2 separate regions of the Mus musculus genome follow, and region 1 is linked to region 2. The links are chromatin loops, found by intact Hi-C in ENCODE. Cell type or tissue: left cerebral cortex. All regions are shown on one strand. Links, peaks and the distances in the headings refer to the core of each region. The heading gives the core; the rest is flanking DNA.

Region 1 (11,794 bases), core at 1,518-9,517, 290 kb after region 2:
TAGTGTTCTCTACCTTCCTGCCTCAGCCTCCCGAGCACCGGGATTCTTGGAGTGTACCCACACCCCCAGCTTAGGTTTCCTTAACTCTCAGTTCTACTCCACTCGTGTGCCAGCAGCAGGCTGCTCTTACTACTGTGGCGTGTAGTCCCTCCTCAACTTCATTCCCAGGACTGTTGTGGGTATTCTGCATCCCCTGAATTCTCACATGGATTTTAAGATCATGCCAATTTTGGGGGAGGAAAACAAGGATTCACTGATGAATTCGATCAAACAGTGAAGGAAAAGATAACAGCAGGTACCTTGAATGTTTTCCAGAAGGGAAAGGAAACAAAGGAAACACACCCCAGCTCATCTTCTGAGGTCAGTATTATTATCCTGATGACATAAAGACATCCACAAGAAAACCACAGACTGACATCCCGTATAAACATAGAACTTCTCTATAACAGCAGACACAATTCAACAAGAATAGATGATTATATACCATAACCAAGTGGGACTTATCTCAGGAAAGTGTTTAGTTTAACATCTATAAATCAACACAATATACCATTTCAGTAGCACCAAGGATTAAAACCAAGTGATCATTTCACTCCATCCAGAAAAGGCATTTGACAAAATCCAGTACCTTCTCAAGATACAAATACTCATTAGAAGTAGGATACATCCTTAGCCAGATAGAGGGAACCTACAAAACTCACAGCTAGCATTGCACTTACATGACAGGAGACTGTAGAGTTTCTTCATAAAATAGGAACAGACCAAAGATGCACAAACACATGCCACTTCTACTCAGGAATGCCCTGGTGGACCTAGCCAGGATAATGAGGCAAGCAAAAGAAAAGCAGGGCTAGCAAGGTGGTTCGGCAGCCACAGACATGTGCTGGTGCTGCCAGGCCTAGTGTCTGAGGTCAATCCTCGGATCCCACTAGTTAAAGAGAGAAGCCGGACTCCCTCAGGTTGTCCTCTATCCACAAATAAAATAAAGGAAATGTAAAACATTAGAAACTGAAAACTCAAATTAGTATCTATAGTAGCAAGAGCTAAATCAGAAAATCCTATTTATAATCATACAAACAGAATAAAATATATGGGAATTGAAAAGGGGGGAAGGACATAATATGTAATGTATAAATGTTGAAACTATAGTGTAAGTAAAAGTAAGGGGGAAGTTTTAATTCTTGAATGCACATTTTCATAAGGCCTGTTTTTGTAGTTAGGGATGGTGCTTCCAGAACTTGGTTGATTATGAGAAGATAAAGAAAATAGCCGATGCTTTTCTGATGTGGAAGATGCCCTTTAGAACTGTATTCACTTCATACATTTCGGGTGTTTAACTGCAACTCTCAAGAAGCTTGGCAAGGCCTTTTTATACTTGTCTCCCTTTTTCTATGGAACTGTGGTTGTTGAACCTTCTGTAAATTTCCATGGTTGCTGTCAGGTCTGGATCAAGCCACTTTCCTAGCTGCAACCGTGGCATTGAAGAGCTCCCGCACCCAAGCATGTAGCTGTTACTGCCCAAGGCTGTCCTTAATAAGGTGCACTCATATTTTCAAACAAGGTACATTTTTTTTTCCATTTACTTCCAGTAGCAGCTGATCAAACCTCTTAAGCTGTTCTGGGAATATGGTATTGGTACATCTATTGTTGCTTCATTAAATGATGCCATTTGTGCCATTATGGGTAATTTCTGTTTGAGAGCAGAGATGGTTACAAGGAGATCAGCAGCAGGGGGAGAACTCAACTGATTGGTCAGGGGTGAGCTGCACTGGAGAGGGAAGTAAGACGGCTTTCTCAGAAATTAGCAATGGCCAATTTTCAGTTATTTTCTCTTAAAAAATCCTTTGCCCATCTAATTCTAATATATAGTACCTTGCTCTCCTCCCTAGACAGCACTCTAAGTCCTGTTTTTAATGCTTTATCCTACATGCAAAACTACAAAGCTCATATGGTACCACACAAAACACAGAAAACAAAATTCACTGAAATCCCCTTTAGTTTGTGTGGATGTATAGACGAGTTAGTATAAAACATCTGCATTTTACAAGTAGCAATACCAAGGTATGCTTTGTGATAGATGTGTTCTTGAAGAATCATGTGACAACTGATGACATCAATCAAATCTTAAATTATTGGGAATGTTAATTTGAGGTACTCAAAGGGTCCCTCTATAAAATGAATGCTTTTGGCCATAATTTTATATTTATCACTTGGCAAGTAGCATGCCAGTTTTTTTCTAATTTCCAGTCTTTTTAAAATTTTGAAATACACCTGTATTTGATTTGTAAGACAAACTCACCATTGAAACACACTTGCATTTCCTAGTTTTCTGGGTATAAGGATTTAGAGAAGGAGATTCAGTGTTGTATGTATTGATAATTTTCTTATTAATTTTCATACAATATTCTTTTCCTCCCCCAACTCCTCCCAGATCCTCCCCATCTCCTACCCATACAGCTTCATGCTCTTACCTGCTGAATGAGTATATTAGCCTTCTCTCTTAAAGCACCTATGCCATCTATGCCAGATAAGCCTTGCCCTCTTACTGATTTTGTTTTATACACAGATACTGATTACTGCTTCGTGCGTAATAAATATTTTCCGCAAGGTAAGGCATGTAACAGCCATAAAACAAACAAAACAAAAACCTGAAAATCAAAATAACCAACTCAGTAAGACAAAAATATACCAGAACATATGCATGTGCGCGCGCACACACACACACACACACACACACACACACACACACACACAGAGTCCATTTTGGGTTGGCCAACTATTCCTGGGTCTGTTCTGGAGTGTGGTTGATATGCCTAATGACACTCCATTGGAGAAAACTGGTTTACAGCTCCCAGAAGACATCAATTGCATATAGCTTCTTGGCGAGTGGTGGGACACTGTGCTCACTTGCCCTTTACAGTGCTGGCACTTTATCCAGTTTAAACTGCGCAGGTCTTTTGTGTGCTGTCACCCCTTTAATCCCAGCACTTGGGAGGCAGAGACAGGTGGATTTCTGAGTTTGAGGCCAGCCTGGTCTACACAGCAAGTTCCAGGACAGCCAGGACTACATAGTGAGAGCCTGTCTCACCCTCACCACACCGTCCCCCTCCGCCCTCCAAGGATCTAGAAAAGGAAGAATAAGTGAATCCATTACTGTAAGGTAGGGCTGGTTAACATATCACACACACATACACATGCACACACACACATACACAAATACAGATACACACACACATATACACAGACACACACACACACATAAACACACAATACACACATACATACACACACACATACACACACACACACACACAAACACACACACACACACACACACACACACACATATTCATCCCACCATTTCCGTGTCTAATGTCCAAACGTTCCTATGCTATTTTTCTCTGGGCTCTTTCCTATACCTCTTCACGACTCCTGCAGCCCCATTCACGTGGCTGTCAAATGCACAGCACTTGTGAGAACTGACTCAGACTCGATGGCTTTTACAGATCAACCTTTAGTATTTACAACTGATTGTTTCCTCTCCCAAAGGCGAAGGAAAAACCAGAACTCCTTCTTTTACTTTATTTCACATTTCTGTCCAACAAGCTTTAGAGATGTATATGTTCTATAAACGTAAGATAGAAACTGGGATAGGAACCAAGAACCCAAGTCTCTTTGCTTTAGTTTCTTTTCTACCGCAAAATTGCTAGTCTAACCTACTGCCTTCAATAGGAATGTTAGCACAATATATCTAAAATGCATTTATAAAAGTAAAAAGTATTACCTATTCTAATTATACACTTCATATTTTTCTTTCAATGAGACTCAAATTCTGATTTAATATAGCTAAATAAATCAGTTCTATGCACACCTGCTTCTCTCCACACAAAATATGCATGTACACAAAACACAGGCACCTGATTATGGGAAATCAGAAATTAGGCCCACATAATGGATTTTCTTTTAACCACCCACTCGACATTTATAGTCCACTTTAAGGGCTCCATGCCTAGAATTGGCAGCTCTAGGAACAGTGAGATCAGTTTGTCTACAGTTGTTCCCAACCTTTTTTGGCTCTGGTACACCTACACTTGCTTCCAAAAATATACCCCACAGTCTGGTGCTCAATGGAATGAAAATCTTCCCTGAGCTAATAGAATATAAAACAGGGGAGGGAACAGACATAGCTCTGTATTTCCGGGTACTCGTACAACACAGTGAGGCAAAGCAGCGGAAAGGACATGACTGGTGCAGCACTGGGAGAAAAGGGGTTTCCAGCTGCTCCCTCGACACACTGCTTTAGGAGAGACTTACATGTATCGATCTCCAGCCACCAGTTTGGTCTTCTCTGAGACAGAGGATATAGTTTTGAAGAGATGGCTAGCTCAAAAAAAGAAAAATGGTGTGGCCAGTAGTACCATTTGAGCATATGAAAACTAATGGGTTTATACAAGGTCAAAAAATCACGCTTTGGGCCCTACTTGGAATGTATTGTAACTGCCTGAGTTAACTAGCTATAGATAATGCCTAGAAGAAAACTGATTTTAAATCAGAAACAAAAATGCGATCGAGGGCATAACTCAGATAAATCGTTCAGTCTCAGTGAGCCGCCTTCAATATTGAGCCTATTCCAAGTTGTGCCCAGTAAGAGGCAAAGATCCTTTATTTCCCTGGGCACTCAGAATTGTTCATAATTTATACCATTGCTCTCAATAATTTTATTTCTTGGGAGTTGAATCTCAACAATTTATGTCATAATTCATGTAATTAACATGCATTTCTTAGAATGTTTTTACTAAATTTTGATAATGCTTATCGTAAAATTTCTTTGCTTTTGAGGGCAAACAGAAATCTTTGAAGTTAAATGATGTTACCTTCTTTATGAATATAAATATATCTTGTAGAAAATTTACTGCAGGGGAGTCCTGGTCAGGATATTAATAATAAGAATTTAGCAACCTCCATGATACTGCTTAGATCAGTGCAGCTTCAACCTTCCTAATGCTACAACCCTTTAATACAGTTCCTCATGTTGTGGTGACCCCAGCCATAACATTAGTGAGAACCACTGGCTTACATGAAACCGTCATCATCTCTTACAAAAAGGATGCTGGAGAGAGCCATGTGCTGCCCCACAGCATTCCTTCATGTAGTATACGCTCTAACCTGTCTACAATACATCCTATATTACCAGAAGATAAAATTTGGCTTTGTGGGGAGCTGGAGAGATGGCTCAGAGTTTAAGAGCACTGACTGCTTTTCCAGAAGACTCAGGTTCAATTTTGAGTGGCTCACAATAGTCTGTACCTCTAGTCCTGGAAGCGGGTAGGAGATGATCTCCCGCCCTCTTCTGGTCTCTGCAGGTACTGCATGTACATGTTGCCTAGATACATGCAGGCAAAAGATGAATACACATAAAAATTAAAAACCTGAATTTTGTAAAATAAATTCATATTTTTATTATTGTCATGCCATTAAGGTATATCAGACAAGACCAGTTTTAAACTGATCTCAATTTATGCCTTACTTAGATTTTTCCCTAGTTTCTAGAACAATTTAAAGAGCCATATCCCTTAATTCTTAAAAGGCACAGAAAATAAAGGTTTGTGGAATTGTAACAAAGGACAGCTAGGAAGTAAATGTAGCTTGCTGGCATCCCAAGTAAGTCAGTAGTATCAACTGTGTAAGAATTGTGTGCATAATTAGATTAAAATTTGAGGACATGGCGGCGGGGGGGGGGTGACTTTTACTTGGTGATAATGACCAAAATATGGAAATCTGGAAAGCCAGGCTGCAGAACAAGTACATGCTGGAAAGCCGGGGCCAGTGCTTCTCTGGGTGCCACCATCTGCTCCTTGCACCAGAGTTCTGGGCTCTTCTTCCAGTTAAACAGAAATTGAGAATGAGAATTCTTACTATTTCAGACATTAGAAAAAGGAGAAAAGAAATCAGTCAGGTACAGATACGGACTTTGAATCTGGATCTACAATCCCCACTTGACTTTCCTGAGACAAGGCGATGACAGCATGAGCTGGCTGACTGTGGAGAACAGAAAGGCTTTCTCCAAGAGATCACGAATGGAAGGCTAGTCCCCCCTCCTTTAGCAAGGAGCAGCTCCAGGAACTATTTGGAATTAATGTTAAAATAGATGCCAGAGGAAAAATTAAACTAAAGCCAAAGAGGTGCTAAGAACCAAAAAAAGAAGACTTGGCTGTCATCCGGCTCCTTTGAAAAGATACCACGAAACAGATTAGAAAATAGATAAAATAACCTAAAATAATACTATATTGAATAATATGAGCAGTACTCTTGAAAACTGAAAATCATGAAAAACAAGGAAAGTTTTAGAAGCTTCAAAAGCCAAGAGGAACCTGGGCAGACATCATGAGTAAATGTATGGCGGCCTGGTTGGGATCCTAGTACTGAAAGAAAAGGAACCCAAAGGAAAACTTAGCTGCTGTCTGAATAGACTGTGGAGTGCAGGTAACAACTGTGCGCCAGCATTGATTCCTTAACGGTCACAAGTGTACCATGCTCGTGTGAGATACTGAATGCAGAGAAAACTGTGCGGGGTATAGGAACGCTCTACGAGGTGCCCATGTTTAAATACCTTCACATTTTTTCTAGTAAGTAAAGTTTATTAGAAAATCCTATTTCTAGGTTATTTGAAATTATTCTATTAATGAAAAAAATCCCTAAACTGAGGGTCCAACTCAGAGGCCTAGATTAAGGGCAGTAAAAGACTTTAACCATGACATGACAACAGGTCAAGGAGTCCACATTCCTCAGGAAGCCAGCACAGATAGTTCCGAATCCAGACCTAAGATCCCTTCAGCGAATGTCAGCAGGGTCAATGATTACGAAGACAATAAAGCTGTCTGCTAAACTTTGCTCATCCCAAACAACTTGAGAGCCCTAAAGCACATTGCAGACAGTAATGCAATCTCTGTGTGCAGAAGTAGAGCTAATGATTTCCATGGTATCAAACAAGCTCAGGAAATAGGACCTTTATCAGCTGTCACTGGCCCAGGAAGTGGAGTGTGGGAGGAGGCGGAGGCGGAGAAGAACACAGGCAGCCCAAGCAGCCACCCAACTTATCCTGTGGTCTGACACTAGCCTTTACAAGAGTAAAGCAACAGACTCCATGACTCTTGCTCTTCTTGCCTAATGATTCTTTAAGAACAAAGTACCATGAATATAATATTTATTAGTAGTTTATAAACTCTGAAGGGTGATTTCTCAAGGGAAATCAGCGGGCCACAGTTACCTAGTAAAACAGATGTCAAGGTGACAATATGTTGATTCTAAACATCCATCCTTCCATTCAAATCACAAATATTTATTAAAGACACACGAAAGAAGTCAGTTCAGGAGAACGCTCTGAACTGATGGAAGAGTTTAGATGACAATTGGACCAATAACTAGAAAAGCGAATGAAGGTAAGAGAATTTCATTTAGAGAACATTCTTGCTTAACCTTGCGCTCCCTCTAGTGGTCTCTTGGTTAAAATGCAATGCTTATGTAACAGCTCAGTCAGTTAATGGTTGATAAGCTCAACTACACTACAAAGGCTTATCTAAGTTTGGGATGACACTAATCTCTTTTCCCTCTCTCCTCCTCTCCCCACCCCAGCCTCTCTCTTTCCTCCCCTCCCCACTATCTCTATGTTCTGATAATTTCATTCAGTCTGTTAAGAGATTATCATTGATTCAGCCAACACATATCGGAGCATACCTTGATAAGGTAGTAGCTAATCTTTGCAGTTTAATTTATTTTCTATTTTCTAAACATTGACAATCAATAATTTGATCGGTAATGACATAAGAACATACCCCAAGGACTAAAATCAGTATTTCTTACTTTTACTTTTCTGCCATCTCTTCAACATTCACACTCATTTGTCCTTATAAACATTTTTATTGAATATTTGCTATATGCTAGGTATGATTCTAGGCAGTGAAGCGACAGGTATAAACAGGGAGGCCCCACTGAGAATGTGGTATGCAAGGACCCAAAGGGACTGAGGTGGCTTTTGGGGGGGGGGCAAGGAAGAAATAGGAATGGCAAGGGCAAAGGCCTAGGGGTGAACACAAGGAGTCAGTGAAGGAAGAGAGTAATAGTTCACCAAGGGACGGGATACAGGAGTATTTGGTAGGGACGAGCAGACCAGAGCATGGACTGTTTTGTTTTACTCTATGTGAAATGGGGAGGCAGCCAGCCAATGCAGCATGACAAGCCAAGGAGTGACAGGATCTAATTTATGTTGTGACAGGGTCACTGTGCCTGTTCTGCACAAAACAGATCAAAGGGACAAGGCTAGAAGCAAGAACACTGTCTGGGCAGCTGCTGTAATACAGTAAGAGAAATGTTAGTAGCTTCCACGGGGAGGAAGAATAAAGACCGACTGTAGACATCTGAAGACAGAATTACTGCCCCCCCCCTTTTTTTTAAGTATCTAAGCGATCGAATGTGACTCATGAGCAGGAGGAGTCAAGAATGACCCAAACATGTTTGGCTTCATAGGTCTCAAGGATGGATTATTTTTTTGATATATACTGAGTTTAGGATATCAACCTGACAACCAACAATCAAGTCACGTTGACCATTCTGTCATGAATCTGAGTCAGGAATCCTCATAGTCCAGATTTCTCTTAGCATTCTTGTCTCCCATTTTCCTACCAGATCAGCTCATTCAACTCTACGTCCATCATTCAGTGGCTTTTCTAAGACCAAAGCACCAAACTTGCCAATATTCCAGCCACAAAACAATTCCAAAGGCCCAAGAATCAAGCAGTCAGATTTACCCCAGCAACGGGGTCCATGTCCTGGTACCAATCTTAGGTTCTTTTCCTGATGCTGTCATAAAATACTCTGACAAAAGCAACTGTAATGGAAAGGGGCTTTATTTTAGCTTAGAATTCCAGATTACAGTTCAGCATGGTGGGAAAGAAAGCCAAAGCATCAGGAGCTTGGAGCAGCAGTCACATTACATCCAGCCAGAATAGGAATGAATGCATGCTGCCTTCCTTCCTCTTCTCTAGTCATCTAGTCCAAGAGCCTCTGAGGATAGTTCTGTTCACAATTAAGATGGGTTTTCCTACATCTATTAATGTAATCAAGATATAACCGCCCGCTCCCCGCCCCTACACAGGCACGCCAGAGGCACATCTCCCAGACAATTCTAGTTCCTGTCAAGTTGATTTAATGTTAAAGTGTTAATCATTACAGTACCTGTACCTGTATATTTTTATGTGTGAGCATGTGTGTGGGTGATGTGCACGGAGGCGCAAGGTTGACATCTGATAGCCTCCTCATTGTTCTCCACATTATTCACTGAGGCAGGGTTTCTTACTGAACCCAGAGCACACTGGATACAGGATACCCACCCTGCTCTGGGGATTTGAGCTCTACTTTCTGAGCACCAGAATTACAGGCAGGCCACCACACCTACTTAGCATTCACATGGATTCTGAGGATCTGAACCTTTGTCCTCATGGCTTGGCAGCAACTGCTTTATTCACTAAGCCATCACCTTAGCCTTGATGTACTTTTTGATTGCTGTTTCCAGCCTCAGCTGAAAACAACATTTCTTCCTACTTAGACAAGGAACTGGGTATTTTTGAAGTTCCCCTTTGTTTTTACTCTCAGCAGTCAAGTCAATGACCCAGGGTCATTTATTTATTCATTGAGACAGGCTCTTACTACATACCCCAGGCTGGTGTCACATTTACAGCAATATTCCTGCCTCTATCCCCAGGTACTGTGATGTTAGGCATGTTCCAACACGCCTGGCTGGTTCACTAAGTTCTACTGGCAATGCCTGCAAGACTGCTCTCTAGCACTATCCTTTCACATCTGCTGTTGCTATCTTTGTTCATGCTTTCATGACCCCTTCTCTGGCCACTGAGCAAAACGGTATGACCTTTCTGCCTTCATCAGTGGGAATGGACATTGTAGTCCAGCAGCTCCAGGGTCAGGAGGTGGGAGCAGAGGAAGAGACAGGGACTAAGTCTTGGTATTTGGGTCTTAAAGTGAATACCACTCCCACACTTGAGAGAGTGCTAATGTTGCATGGGGTAAGCATATGTATAATAGTATTACTGGAACAGTGTCCCCAACACTCCACCAAACTATTTCTTGGTCAACAACTCTGCCAGTGAATCAGGTAGTAGACCAGTTGTGAACCTGTTAGAAATCTGGCTCTCTTCAATGGCACAACCAATCTCTCATTATTCTATCAAAATAAATAAATGAGTATGATAAATAAAATAACTGCTCTCTCTTTCAGATTTTAGTTGCTGGCGCTTACTACAGAGTCCAATGAACTACACCATGGATGAGTGAGAGGTAAGAGGGGTGATCCCAGAGGAAGAAGGGCACGGCTTGTTCTGACGTAGGAGGGCAGTAGGTAGATGGCTGAATGTCATTTCAAGTATTTCTGAAAAAAGACCTGCAACTTTGGGCCTGGAGGAATGGGTCTCTGCTGAAAGGCAATCAGGCTGGCAACACACAGCTGAAAAACCCAGTTAGCAGAACTCACACACAACTTAGCAGCATACATTGTTTGGTGTTTCATATGTACTGGCTGCTGCTATTCTTTATATGCTATGGATATTATCCCTTCTGACACAGCTGCTTTGTGAGATAGGCACTATTATCATCACCATTTATATGTGGGGAAACTGGGGAAAGAAAGTCTAAACTGTTCAAGGTCAATACAGGAGGTGGCCCAGTAGCTGCAGAGTCCTTATTTTTAAGCCTCATGTTGGTGAAGACCAAGTGAACGTGCCCTTGACAGTTACACACACACACACACACACACACACACACACACACACACACACACACACACAGTCTAGGAACTTCCCCTGGGTTGTTGATACTTGCAGCAGGCATGGAAGCCATACACTAGAGAAGAATGCTGGGGTGAGTTGTGGGATGGCTTCTGGAGTCTGTCATGTTAGGTGTACCTGCCAGCTCACAGCTGTGGGGAGGGCCTGAGGTGAAGGAGGCAACAGCACCTAGGATGGACATGCAAACAGTAAGGGGGGGGGTCACCAGCAGTTTAAGGGAGTTGGAGATGGAGAGAAAAGCTTCAATGAAGTTGATTCTGACAGCATCCCAAAGGCCTGGAGGTCTTGGTCTGCTTGGTCTCAACTGGAAGAATCATAGAGACACAGAAGAGGTTAGGCCCAGATGCAAGGCACACATAAAAGACCCTCAGGGCCCAGAGTTTTCAAACAGTGTTGAGCTTCAAAAGAAATGAGAGAAACTGGTTCCAAATGAGTATGTTTATGCCACAGCCCTAAAATGTCTGATTTAGGAATCTTCACTTTAGGAATAATGAGCAGATGGCTTGCTGATAGTCCATCAGATCATATGCAAAGTGTGATTGGCTGTGTGGGCCTGTTTAAGAGGAACCATTGGGCATAGGCAAGCCCCAGGTCTAATGGAATGATGCATCTAGGAACATAAACCTTTGGGCTGTATCATTCACGTTAGACGTGAAACATTGTGTGCTACATCTGCCTGCTGTCTATGCTGTTGCTGAAGGTAAATGGTTACAATATTGGGCTGGAACCATTTCAATTGCCCCTGATATTCTATAGTCTCCATGTCTGCTCTTGCTGCTCCAGGATGGAATGGTCTAAGCTCTTACCAAGCTGTCTCTTTCCCTTTAAAGGAAGCACCTATCTATCTAGCTTCCAAGTAGTCTTGATCACTAAGAACTCTAGTTATCACTTGGGGCAATAAACCTTTGTTGAGACCAGCTTCCTAAAGAACTGATACAAGG
Region 2 (11,794 bases), core at 1,588-9,587:
CTGTTGATGTAAAACCACAATTCTAACCTCAAAGAGGTTAAGAGATTTTCTTCTGGATCCAAATATGAGAGATTATAATAGCCCAGGAATAGAGATTCAGGTTTCCCCAAATATCATTTACAATGGGACTGGGTAACAGCCCTGGTTTTATAGTATTGGAACAAAGAGAGGCAGGCAGAATAAAGGGAAATCTCTGCTGTAGAGTTCACTCTTGTTTTTTGAGAATATCTGTTCAGAAAACACCTATAATCCCAGCAATTGAAAAGTTGAGGCAGGCCTAGGTCACATATTTAGGCCCTGTCTTTTAAATTTAGAGAAACAGCAAGTATTGAGTGAAATTTTCATGGGGAGGTGTCAACATCTTTTAACCCCAGATAGGTCAATAACCAGACAGAGCAATGTAAAGATTCCTCCACCAGAGTGCAGCTTGGAGGACCATACTGTGTTGTGTTAAAAAGCATACCCAGGTGAGAGGTAACTTATCATCTGCATTACCTCATCATATCATCATGTCCCAGGGCATCATAAAGGATGGATGACCTTATGGAAGCTTCACTACGGAGCTTCCCAAGATCACCTGCAGCTGGAGGGCTGCTGGGAGTGATGAAGGGAAGCAGTTAAGGCTCCTTTGTGTCTCTCTAACTCAGGAGTCGATAGCTCCATTACTATTATCACCAGCACATAGCTAGCCTTTTTTTCCCACTCATTTTCTAACTTATAAAGGTCTGCTTTGACACACATACCAGCTGTTCCTCAAATCTTACTGCCAACAGGGGTACAAAGCCCATCCTGCTGCTGGGACATAAACCATACTGGATAAGCTTGTTTATTTCAATCCATCTTATCTCAGGGATATTTGTCAGCCTCACTGCTGACACATGCTTAAGATTTTACAAATCAAGCCAGAAGGAGGCCCCCAGAGACAAACAAATCAAGGCAATAACTCTTGGGAGAGACTGATAAAATTTCAGAGCAGGCCAAGTGATGAACAAAACCTACCACTTCTTGAGACAGGCCACCCAGCTTCATACCAGTGCATTAGGGGTGGGTTGGGGGAGACACTTTTTTTTTGGTATACGTTCAAGACTTTGTATATTCACTCTACATGGGTTTGTTTGGGAGGGGGTGGTGGGTATGTGACAACCAGTTGGGAATAATAAGGCTGTCTTTTGCTAAAAGGCAAAAGAGGCTAGGTATGGTAGCTCAACCTATAATAGCATTCTAAATGCAGAAGACTCACTCCCAGGTTCTACACCAGCCAGGACTAAGCACTCAGTCCACTTACAAAGAGCATAAGCCCAGTGATAGAAGTCAAATTCATTAGAAACACCTAGGACTTGCTAGGCACTACATGATCTAAATGAACCCGAGTATTTATGTCCAAAAAACATCAACAAATTATGTTTGAGAAAAAAAAAAAAAAGCAACAGCAAACCAAAAGTAGTTTCACCATGCTGTTTAATCTAGCATGTATGTTGCCTAGAAAGGCTTGTACAAACACTTTTCCAGCATGTCTCCTAGAGACCATTTCACCCACTGCTCTGTTTGGCCGCAAGCCTCTTGTCTCTCTCTTCAGCAATGGTGAGGCGGATTCCTTTTCCTCTGGGAAGAGAGATCCATGGTTTGTTACCCTAGAAAAAGAATGAAGAAAACCCCATTAGCAGGATGGCACAGGACACAATTGTCACTTTATTTCTTAGATCCAAAGTCATGGTGGCTGCTGGGCAGGTGGTCCTGAGACTCATACCACAGTGTATATATATCACCAGCTGTGGTTGCTGTGGCTATTCTATATATGGACAACAGTACCCTTCATACTTAACACCACATGATCATTTATTTCTAAGAAAAATACCCACAAGCTAGTAAGATTTATTCCATTACTAGCACTGCTCATGAATCAAACTGCTATGGCTCATTGGTTCTATTAACTCCAAAGATGCTCAGCACTGTCGTCTTTCCATGCTTCCAGAGACTGCTGGGAGAGGAGATCCAGACTTACCTTGCCAATAACAAAAATGTTGGACAGCCGAGTGGCAAAGCTGTTGCCATTGGCATCTTTCACATGAACCACATCAAAAGAGCCGGGATGTCTCTCTCTGTTGGTGATTACACCAATTCTTCCCAAGTTAGCACCTCCAGTCACCATACACAGGTTCCCTAGGAGGGAAGAAACAATCTGCTTCAAGCACAGCACACCACAACAATCACCAATGTAACAAGCTTACATTAAGGGAGCGCTTGCTAAATTTGCACAAAGCCCCAGGCTCCATCACCAGCAGCAGTGCAACTGGTGCCCCAAACCAAAGTCAAGTCAATTTAGCCCTCCCACCAGTCTAACTTCTATAGATCTGCAGCCTCGAGATCTGCTCCAACCCCTAACTGCAGCTAATATAAACGAAGGTGTCTGTCTACGCGAGGAATTCTCAAGTCCTGACTGAGTACCTCTTGCCTGGATAACCTCCAGTTCCAAGACACACTTTGGTTACCATTGTCATATTCCAGGGACCATGTCGGCACCTTAAAGGTGGTTACATCACCATTAGCCCAAGAATGGGTGGCTCTCAGGACTGAGCACAGCAGGCAGGCTATTAAGAGTTAAACTTCCAGCCTTCCTTTTTATTCTAAGACAGAGTCCCACCTGACTTGTTCAGTCAGGCCTTCAACCTCCCATCACACCTTTAACTTGATCAGCTGATAACAGTTTTACACTAATAGGTGGCTTTCGTACCTCTTTTCAGCCACCAAGCATTTAGACCAGTGAAAGTGATAAAATTCCTCAAAAGACCCCGCACCAAGCATCAAGTGATTCACAAAGCTCAACTAAACTTACATTTGGGAAAAAACCCCAGAAGCTCAAACTTACAAGCCACCGAGGGGACAGCTGCTGCTTACCAGTGTCAAACTTGATGAAGTCAGTTATTTTGCCTGTCTCCAAATCAATCTGAATGGTGTCGTTCACCTTGATGAGGGGATCAGGGTACCGAATAGTACGAGCATCATGGGTCACCAGGTGCGGGATTCCTTTTGTGCCTACAAAGATCTTTCTCACTTTGCACAACTTGTACTAGAAGTATAAAAGGGTTAAATACATTTAATCTAACTCATATATACCTTGTTATAGTTGTTTCTGGGGCCAATCCCCAGCTTAAAAAAAAAAATCACATTTTGTGCACTCTGCTCCAAACAGCAACGGTATTAGCAACTTGTCTATCAAATCAAATTTCTAGTGGTCACTGGACATGCCCTTCAGCCTACTGACAACAAGGCAGCATGTAAGAAAACCAGAAGCCACACCATCAATTGAATTAACCTTCATTTATAGCCATTAATTCAAGCCCTAAACCTACGTGAAAAGCCACCTAAAACTGAACTAAGCAAAGATAGTAAATTAAACCAACGCCCCAAAGATTACCGGTTTCTTGTACCTCTAACCCACCCAAAAAGCAAAGGTAGACCCACAAATGGAGACATGGCAACATGCCAAATAGATTGCCAACTCCTTTATGTTCCAAGGAATACTTCAAAATTAATCCCAAGAAAGGATGTCGTGTTTCTACAAGACACCAAAAGTCAGTGCTCTAATTGCCACAAGAAAGCTCCACCCCAAGATATCTAGCAACAGACCTTACAGAGGCTGAGGGGCTGGGGTGTAGGTCCGAGATCAAGCATGTGCTTTGCCACGTGAGAAACGGGGTTGAGTACCCAGTAAGTTAAACCATGCAACAGGTCCCCATCGATCTCATCTCTAGGCACACAATTCTAATGAAATCTGTTGACTCATCTCTCACTTCCATGATCTAACTTAGAAACTAATTTTAGAGGAAACTACCCAGCCCGCTTGCCACACCAACCTTGGCCTCCTCCGGTGTAATACGATGAACAGCAAAGCGACCCTTGGTGTCATAGATCAGACGGAAGTTCTCTCCGGTCTTGTCAATGCTGATGACATCTGATATCAAAGAATAAGGTTACCACAGCAACCCTCACTACACTCCTAACTGAGCTGGGGGATGTGTGTGTGTGAGCCCATTTTATCAAGACTCCACATAAACTTTAAATGGGAATTTGGGTTTCAGAAGCTATCCCCACAATATTTAAGTAACAGCCCAACAGAGATTCTGATCCAGTAGGTCTGTATGGGAGAGTAGCAAGAAATTCAAAATTTAAAAAGGAATAAAAGCCCAGTAGCCAAACCTCTCCATATTACCGTGCCAGGGTAGGGGTGAAGACGAAGACCAGGAAAGCCTGGCACTTTCCCAGTCACCTGCCACTATTGGGAGTTAAGGGCCTGTGGCCACTACCGATCCTGATTACTCACCCATAAACCCAGCAGGGTAGGTTATATCGGTCCTGACTTTCCCATCAATCTTAATGAATCGCTGCATGCAAATCTTTTTTACTTCATCTCCAGTCAGGGCATACTTAAGTCTGTTCCTTAGGAAAATGATGAGAGGCAGGCATTCCCTCAGCTTGTGAGGACCAGTGGATGGACGAGGAGCCTGGAAAGTTTTAGGAAAATTACTACACCAAAACTTGGGTTATTTTACATGGGGGGGGGGTCGCTAGAAGATTCCTCAACATTTTCTCCTCCAAAGAATGAGGCCTGCTACTTTGAGACCTGAGTCTATGTATCCACCATCAGTGTACTATGGAATACATGGAGTAGATGAAACAGATGTATCAAAATTGAGGTAGGACACAGGTCTTTAAGACAGCCAAAGATTCTCTACATTCAACTCCACAAATATGCTTGTTAAAGGTATGTCTACCTTTCACACCACAATACTTACAAACACGCCAGTCAACTTATCCAGCATCCAATGTTTTGGAGCAGCTACACGCTTCAGGTGTTTCTTGGGACCACGAGCCTGGAAGAAGTTTTCAAAGTAACGTTGTTACATTGTTTCAGGTCTTTCCAGCAAAGCCTACGGCGTAAATCCTTCAATGAACTGACTTTCGAACTTTCCCAATTAACAAAATGTGGGCAATATTGAAAGCGCCGGGTCCCAGTAAAACGTAGAAAAGACAGATAAGCATCAATAGGCCAAACCCAGTATTCGCACCTTAGCGATTCCCATTTTTTACAGTTATGCCAGATGTCTCCATTATGCCTGCTCACAAAAATTAGCCTTTCATAGCACACTTGCGAATTACCCAGTGATTCAACCCTAGACGCACAGGCAGATAGGGACAGAAAATGGCCCAGGACCGTATCTCAATTGTCAATCGAAAAGTATAGTATTAGAACACAGCCATCTGGATCGAAGGTTTCTGGTACAAAGATAAACTCTAACTCCGGCACTGGCACTACCACGTGTACTGCTCCTTTGTATACTAAAGAGTCGAAGTTTCACATTCGAAAGCGGAAGGAAGCTTTTTGTAATGCTTCGTACACTTACCAGCTACACAACATATAAAGTAAGTCCGTGCCAAAAGATAGACAAATGCACAAGTAAGAGCTAATCCTTCAAGCAGACCCTGCGCCCACATGCCCAAAGCTTCAATCTGCACTCCCGGGCCCTCGAAGTTCTTCCCCAAGTGGAAAAGCATTTCTCCCTGGGCAAGGGGATGTGTGATTAAGCCCAAGGCCTTGCTTGCCCTCTGCGGCAGACTTCCCATCCTAGCTCAGACCAGTATTCTCCCTTGCCGCCAAGCCCATCTCTGCCAGCCTGCAGCAGAGCTGCTTTCGCCTCCACCCTGTAGTCGACCGCGGGAGCCCTGATAACCCGGGCAGCATCGGTCAGGGAGGATGGAAGCCGATGCAACCCAAGAGCTCGCTGTACCCCTGCCTTACCATGGCTGCGCTAGGAACGGAAAGAGACTCGCCTTCTTCCGGCGAACGAAGAAATTAGGGTCGGAGGCTGCGCGCGCGCTGGAGCCTGGGTTGCTCCGCCCAGCCTCAGACTTTCCCAGCGGGCGGGGACTCTCTCTTGCCATCTGCTGGTGGGAGGTCAGAGGTCCCAGGCTGGGAAACTGAGGCTGAGAGAATCTCCCAAAAACTGTTTTTCCTCAGTCCTTTCTCTTCTTTGTGCCGAGTGATGAGTGCTGGGGATACCCAGACCAATCGCACCAGATAACTGCCCGCAAGGAGAGTTCTGTTAGATGGCTGAGTGATAAAAAGATACATTTTAATACTCGATACTTTTCTTATACAAAGTTTCTCTAATCTTCCAGAGTTACCAGTCCAATCAGCCAGCCCCATGCTAAGCGAAAGGTTTGGCCAACGGCATGTTTCTCTTTGCTTTTGTAAAGATTGCTGAGGCACTGAGCCATCCAGGGTGAGATGGTAGGCTCTCTGCTTGAACCTGGCATCCTGCGCATCCACTCCTGTAGAACACATTTGACATTTATTGTACTGTAAGTGGAAGAGAGGGAACATTAGAGAGTATCTGGTTTTGCCTAGCCAGTATGTAGACCTAGCTGTTCTACTTTTGAAGCTGCTGTGTTAGAGTGGTGGCACTGGCTGCCCTTCATTCACCATTTTCTGCTCTCTTAGTTATCTGTGGCCTCCCACAGGTCGATGAAGTCTGCCCATCATAAACCCAAAGATCCAGTCCCTTCAAACTATTATGAAAGGGGTATTTTTCAGCCTCACCTTTCCTCTTTCTCCTGTCCCTCCCCTCTCTCTCATATGTGTGTGTGCAGTTGTTATCATTTATTTGTTATCATTAGTGGCTGCTAGGGAATGAGTCACTTTTTCATATATATATATATATATATGCAAATGAAATATACATTTTGGGGGGGGGGTTCGAGACAGGATTTCTCTGTGCAGCGTTGGCTGTCCTGGAACTCACTCTGTATACCAGGCTGGCCTCAAACTGAAATATACATCTTGAGACAGAGCCTCATTATGTAAGCCAGGGTAGTCTCAGACTCATCATTTTTCTGCTGAGAGTTGAGTTACAGGCATGCACCCCCACAGTCTATATAGTACAAGCAAGCAGACTATATCTTTATTTTTAACTTTTGAGACAGGCTCTTCTAGACAGGCTAGGCTGACCTGCAGCTTGAGAGAGGTCATCTGCCTCATCTTCCCAAGTGCTGGGTGATACGTTACTTCGCCACTGTAGGTGAAATGAGACAAATCAAGCAGAATTAGATTATATTAAATGCAGGTTTATTGGAAAGGTGCTCTCGGGCAAGTTCACTGGCCCCAAGGACTGAGGCTAGGGGAGTCACAATGGGAAGGAAGAGATGGGGGGAGGGGGAAGAGAGGGGAGAGGGAAGAAAGAGGGGAGGAGAGAGAGGGGGAGGGGAAAACAGAGGGCAGGGGAAACAGAGGGGGAGGGGGAAGAGACAGGAGAGTGGGAAGAGGGAAGGGAAAAGAGAGGGGGAGAGGAGGAAGAGAGGAGAGAGAGGGAGGGAGGGGGAGAGAGAGAGGAGAGAGGGGAGAGAGAGAGAGGAAAATATCTGGATTATATAGGGAGCTTCTGGGGAAAAGGCAGCTCACCTCCTGGGCTGGGAAGTTCAGGCTTGGGGGCAGGGTCTGCCAGCTAGGGATTGAGGGATGCGGGGAGAATCTGGAGGCCAGGTCTGCTTTCATATGTAAAATATGCACCTCAGTCTCCTGTCCCAGGGTCTGGGATGATAGGCATGTGCCACTATGGCCAGCCTATAGTTTTATTTCTTTTCTTCCTCTTCTTTTTTAAAGATTTATTTATTATTATATGTGAGTACACTATCACTGTCTTCAGACACACAAGAAGAGAGGGCATCAGATCTCATTATGGATGGTTGTGAGCCACCATGTGGTTGCTGGGATTTGAACTCAGGACCTTTGGAAGAGCAGTCAGTGCTCTTAACCACTGAGTCATCTCTCCTGCCCCTTATTTGTTTGTTTGTTTGTTTGTTTGTTTTTCGAGACAGGGTTTCTCTGTGTAGCCCTGGCTGTCCTGGAACTCACTCTGTAGACCAGGCTGGCCTCGAACTCAGAGATCCACCTGCCTCTACCTCCCAAGTGCTGGGATTAAAGGCGTGTGCCACCACTGCCCGGCCCTAGTTTTATTTTAATTGATATATACCAAGTGTACAGATTTATGGGGCACAGTATTGCATGTTTATGCATGTATATAATGTATAATAATCAGCTCAGAGCAGTTGCCACATCTTCACCTCAGAACTTTATAAATTCTTTGTGTTGGAAGCATTCAGTATCCTCTCTACTACTTCTTTTGAAGCATCCAACCAAATCGTTTCAACCATCACTACCCTACTGTGTATCTGTTCACCATCCTTTCCATCCTCCCCAGGTGCTGTTAGCCACTAGTCTTTACTTCTTTGTGATTAGCTTTTAATACAATTAATTTATTTTCTAGTCTTATTTATCTTATTCTTGTTTATGACTGTTTGGTGTCATGTAGTCTGTGCACCACTTGCATGTCTGCTGTTCCCAGAGGTCAGAAGAGAACCTTGGATCCCCTGGAACTAGAGTCATGCATAGTGTGAGCTGCCAGGTAGATGCTGGGAGTTCAACTCAGGTCCTCTCCAAGAACAAGTGCTCTTAACAGCTGAGACATCTCTCTAGCTCCTTTATATACTTAAAAAGAAATAATATCATCTTGATTCTCCCACAGTTGTGTGTGTGTGTGTATGCACACACACAAGTGTATAATGTATTTTGGTTGTATTCACACACGCCCATTCCCCCTTTGCCACCTGCTTCATGCTCCCTCTGGGGCCCTTCTTCCCAATATGCCCTCTTCATACTTGTATTTTTTGTTTTTGTTTCTGTATCGTTTTTTAGACGCAGTCTCACTCTATAGCCCCAACTGTCCTGGAACTCACCAGAATGCACAGCATCTGTTTGCATCTGCCTCTGGAGTGCTAGAGTCAAGACCATGCTCCACCACGCTCCTCTTTCTTTCTTAAAATAACTCACTGAAGTAACTGAGTGTAGTGACACAGGGCAACAAAGTGAAACCTCCATCTCAAAAGCAAAACAAAACCCTCCACAAAACCCAAACAACTAAGTTCGTTTGTTTGAACTTAAATTTGACTTGCATGTGCGTGGGTGTGGGTTTGTTTCCTGGACCATGGGTAACTTAACAGTGACTATATCCCTGAAGAAAAATGACTCTTCCGAAGCCATTAATTCTCTAATGAAGGATGAGGCCTCATGAGCCCCTCCCCCATTCCATGTTGGAATGTTAATGACTGGATCTTTCACAGGTCTTATGCAGAAAATTACAGCTGCTGAATTCAAGAGGACACTGGCCAAGTCGTACCTAGAGGACAGCACTCCTTTCCATCGTCTGGCTCCTAAATCTCCCTCCCCTTTCCACCAGGTTCCATTACCCTGGGAGCTCTGTGTGTGTGTGTGTGTATGTGTGTGTGTGTGTATGTGTGTGTGTGTGTGTGTGTGTGTGTGTGTATGTGCGCGCGCGCGCGCGCGCGCAAGGTGCATGCTGTTGTCCCATTTCAGCCTGAAAGATCCACACTTTTGAGGTTGACTCTTTCTTTTTTCTTTCTTTCCTTTGGTTTTTGAAGGCAGGGTTTCTCCGTGTAGCCCTGGCTGTCCTGGAACTCACTCTGTAGGTCAGGCTGGCCTCGAACTCCCTGAGCTCCACCTTCCTCTGCCTCCCAAGTGCCGGGATTAAAGTCATGCGTCACCACCGCCATCCGCAGAGGCTGGCTCTTTCAAGACTGTCTGTGGACCCCATGATTTCTCAGCTTGGAACTGCTCTGAACAGTCCAGTCCTCTTCATGGTACCACCTAATCCCACTCCTCAGCTTTAGAGATGCCTACAGCCCTGCTTTCTGGGGTTCTGGGAGCTGCCCAGGCCCTTTGGGTCCTCCTCCTACTTTAGTTTCAAGACGGAACTAAGGTGCCTGTTTAACATTTCAAAGGGGAAGCTAGCATCCCTCCACCCCTACTTGTTATAGGGCCCTCCTGGCTGGCACACCCTACCCACTACCCTAAGCTCTGCAGCTCAGGGGCCTGGGCTGCTCTTCCTTATATAATCCAGACATTTTGGTTACATGCTCTCCTTTGGACCTCCTGACTGCTGCACCTGGTTTCCCTGCTCGCCCTTCTTCCTTCCCCTCCCCCATCTCCCCACATGGAGTCTGGGCATGCCTACTCCAGATGTTTCTGCCTCTGGCTATGCCCACTCACATATCTATAATAAACTTTTCTCCTCCATCATACCTAGGAGTGGTGATGTTCCTTTCCTCTTTCCTTTCCTCTTTCCTTTCCTTTCCTTTCCTTTCCTTTCCTTTCCTTTCCTTTTTTCTTTTCTTTTCTTTTCTTTTCTTTTCTTTTCTTTTCTTTTCTTTTCTTTTCTTTTCTATTCATTCAGTGGTTAATACCTTGTTCTCCTTGCTCCAAAGCTCAGCTCCAGCACTTAGTTCAACAGGCAGGAAGGAGTGATTGACTCATCTGCTGTCTTACTAAACTGAACATCCCCAGGACAGACCTGTCCTAACTCATTCGGGACAGCTGGCCCATCACCACTAACAGAGAACTTGACACTTCATCCAGTACTTGGTAAATAGTTGCTGAGTGAATAATTTTTTGGGGGGGGGTTGGTCTTTCGAGACAGGGTTTCTCTGTGTAGCCCTGGCTGTCCTGGAACTCACTCTGTAGAGTTGTTGTTCCAGTTGTAGGCTGGCCTCAAACTCAGAAATCTGCCTGCCTCTGCCTCCCAAGTGCTGGGATTAAAGGCGTGCACCACCACTGCCGGGAGAATAAATTTTGTCAACAGTCTTCTCATCTTGCCATTCTACTACACTATTCCTCCCACACCTGAGCTCCTGACTCAAGAGGTTCCGTTTTACAAATCTCTGCCTCTGTATTCCCTTTCCCCATTAATAATCTGCCAAGGAGCAAAAGAAAAAATTGCTTAGCTCTTCTCCCTAGATAGTGCTAAGTAGGAGGGAGAAGAAGTCTTTGTTTAAAACTAAGGCAACATCTCTAGTAAATTATGTTAGAACTAATTATTGGAAAGGAGCAATTAAGTTGGGCATGATGCCACACACTTGTGATCTCAGCACTCTGCAGGCTGAGGTAGGCAGGAGGATTGACAGTTTGAGGCCAGCCTGGGCTATATGGTGAGACCCTGTGGCAAGAAACAAACAAAACAACCAGGCACAGCTGACTGAATAGAGGGCTAGGAGTAAATCGGAGGGGGCAGGATAATGAAAGTTTGTATGATTTTTAGTCTTGGGATAACTGAAGAGAGCGGTGTGATGGGATTCAAGGAGAAAGGTCCAACATAGTGGTGGACCCTGCCTGTAATGTCAGCACTTGGGGAGGCAGAAGGAGGAGGATAAAGAGATCAAAGTTATCTCCTTGTCTGCTTAACAAGTTCAAGGCCAGTGTGGATTGTGTGTGTGTGTGTGTGTGTGTGTGTGTTTGTGTGTGTGTGTGTGAGAGAGAGAGAGAGAGAGAGAGAGAGAGAGAGAGAGAGAGAGAGAGAGAGAGAAGGCAGGAGACGATCATCTTGGGAGTGAGGGACAACTGTGGGATATGGCCAGAGCTGAACTCTGGATGAAGTTCACACAGCTCATTGGAAAGGCTGGGGAGGTGAACAGCCCTAACTCTTGCCTCCCAGGCTGTTGGTTTATTTGTTTTTCTACCACAGCTTGTCAAAGGACTTGAGGGACTCAAAACATCCTTTTCAATATTTTCTCTTCTCTCTCAATTTGTATTTATGCACAAATGAGATTATAACAATAATAAAGGGAATTTGGAACGTGGTAAGTAAATTGCAAACAGTACCTCCCCAAACACCGTGAACACAACATCTGTCTTCATTTGTTCCCTCTCCTGTGCTTTTTCTGATCAGTT

Evidence for each region. A loop is a pair of places that touch in the nucleus more often than their neighbours do. Peaks named below come from ENCODE experiments on the same cell type or tissue, not always from the same donor. Only the 100,000 strongest peaks of a DNase experiment are listed, where the experiment ranks them.
Region 1: a loop joins it to region 2, with 3 times the contacts of the local background. A loop is called at or near these places in 3 of 42 quality-filtered maps.

The regions. Positions count from the first base shown.
Region 1 is chrX:102,471,644-102,483,437 of GRCm38, forward strand. The region is part of intron 4 of Hdac8 (histone deacetylase 8); the gene reads right to left. Gm32262 (a long non-coding RNA gene) reads left to right here. Exons shown (of 14, transcript XR_003953070.1): 10 at 1,442-10,347. Among named protein-coding and RNA genes, the nearest start is that of Hdac8, 28 kb to the right of the region's middle. In left cerebral cortex, for the core only: CTCF peaks have their summits at 5,362 (motif pointing left) and 7,492 (motif pointing left); DNase peaks (open chromatin) are centred at 3,534, 4,081, 5,341 and 7,492.
Region 2 is chrX:102,183,501-102,195,294 of GRCm38, forward strand. Rps4x (ribosomal protein S4, X-linked) reads right to left here and starts at 5,891. Exons shown (of 7, transcript NM_009094.2): 1 at 5,798-5,891; 2 at 4,794-4,871; 3 at 4,322-4,502; 4 at 3,855-3,952; 5 at 2,896-3,067; 6 at 2,003-2,160; 7 at 1,441-1,631. The coding sequence starts at 5,800. The coding sequence ends at 1,530. It also overlaps the pseudogene Gm9103. In left cerebral cortex, for the core only: a CTCF peak has its summit at 5,932 (motif pointing left); DNase peaks (open chromatin) are centred at 5,861 and 6,238; H3K4me3 peaks cover 1,673 bases; H3K27ac peaks cover 591 bases.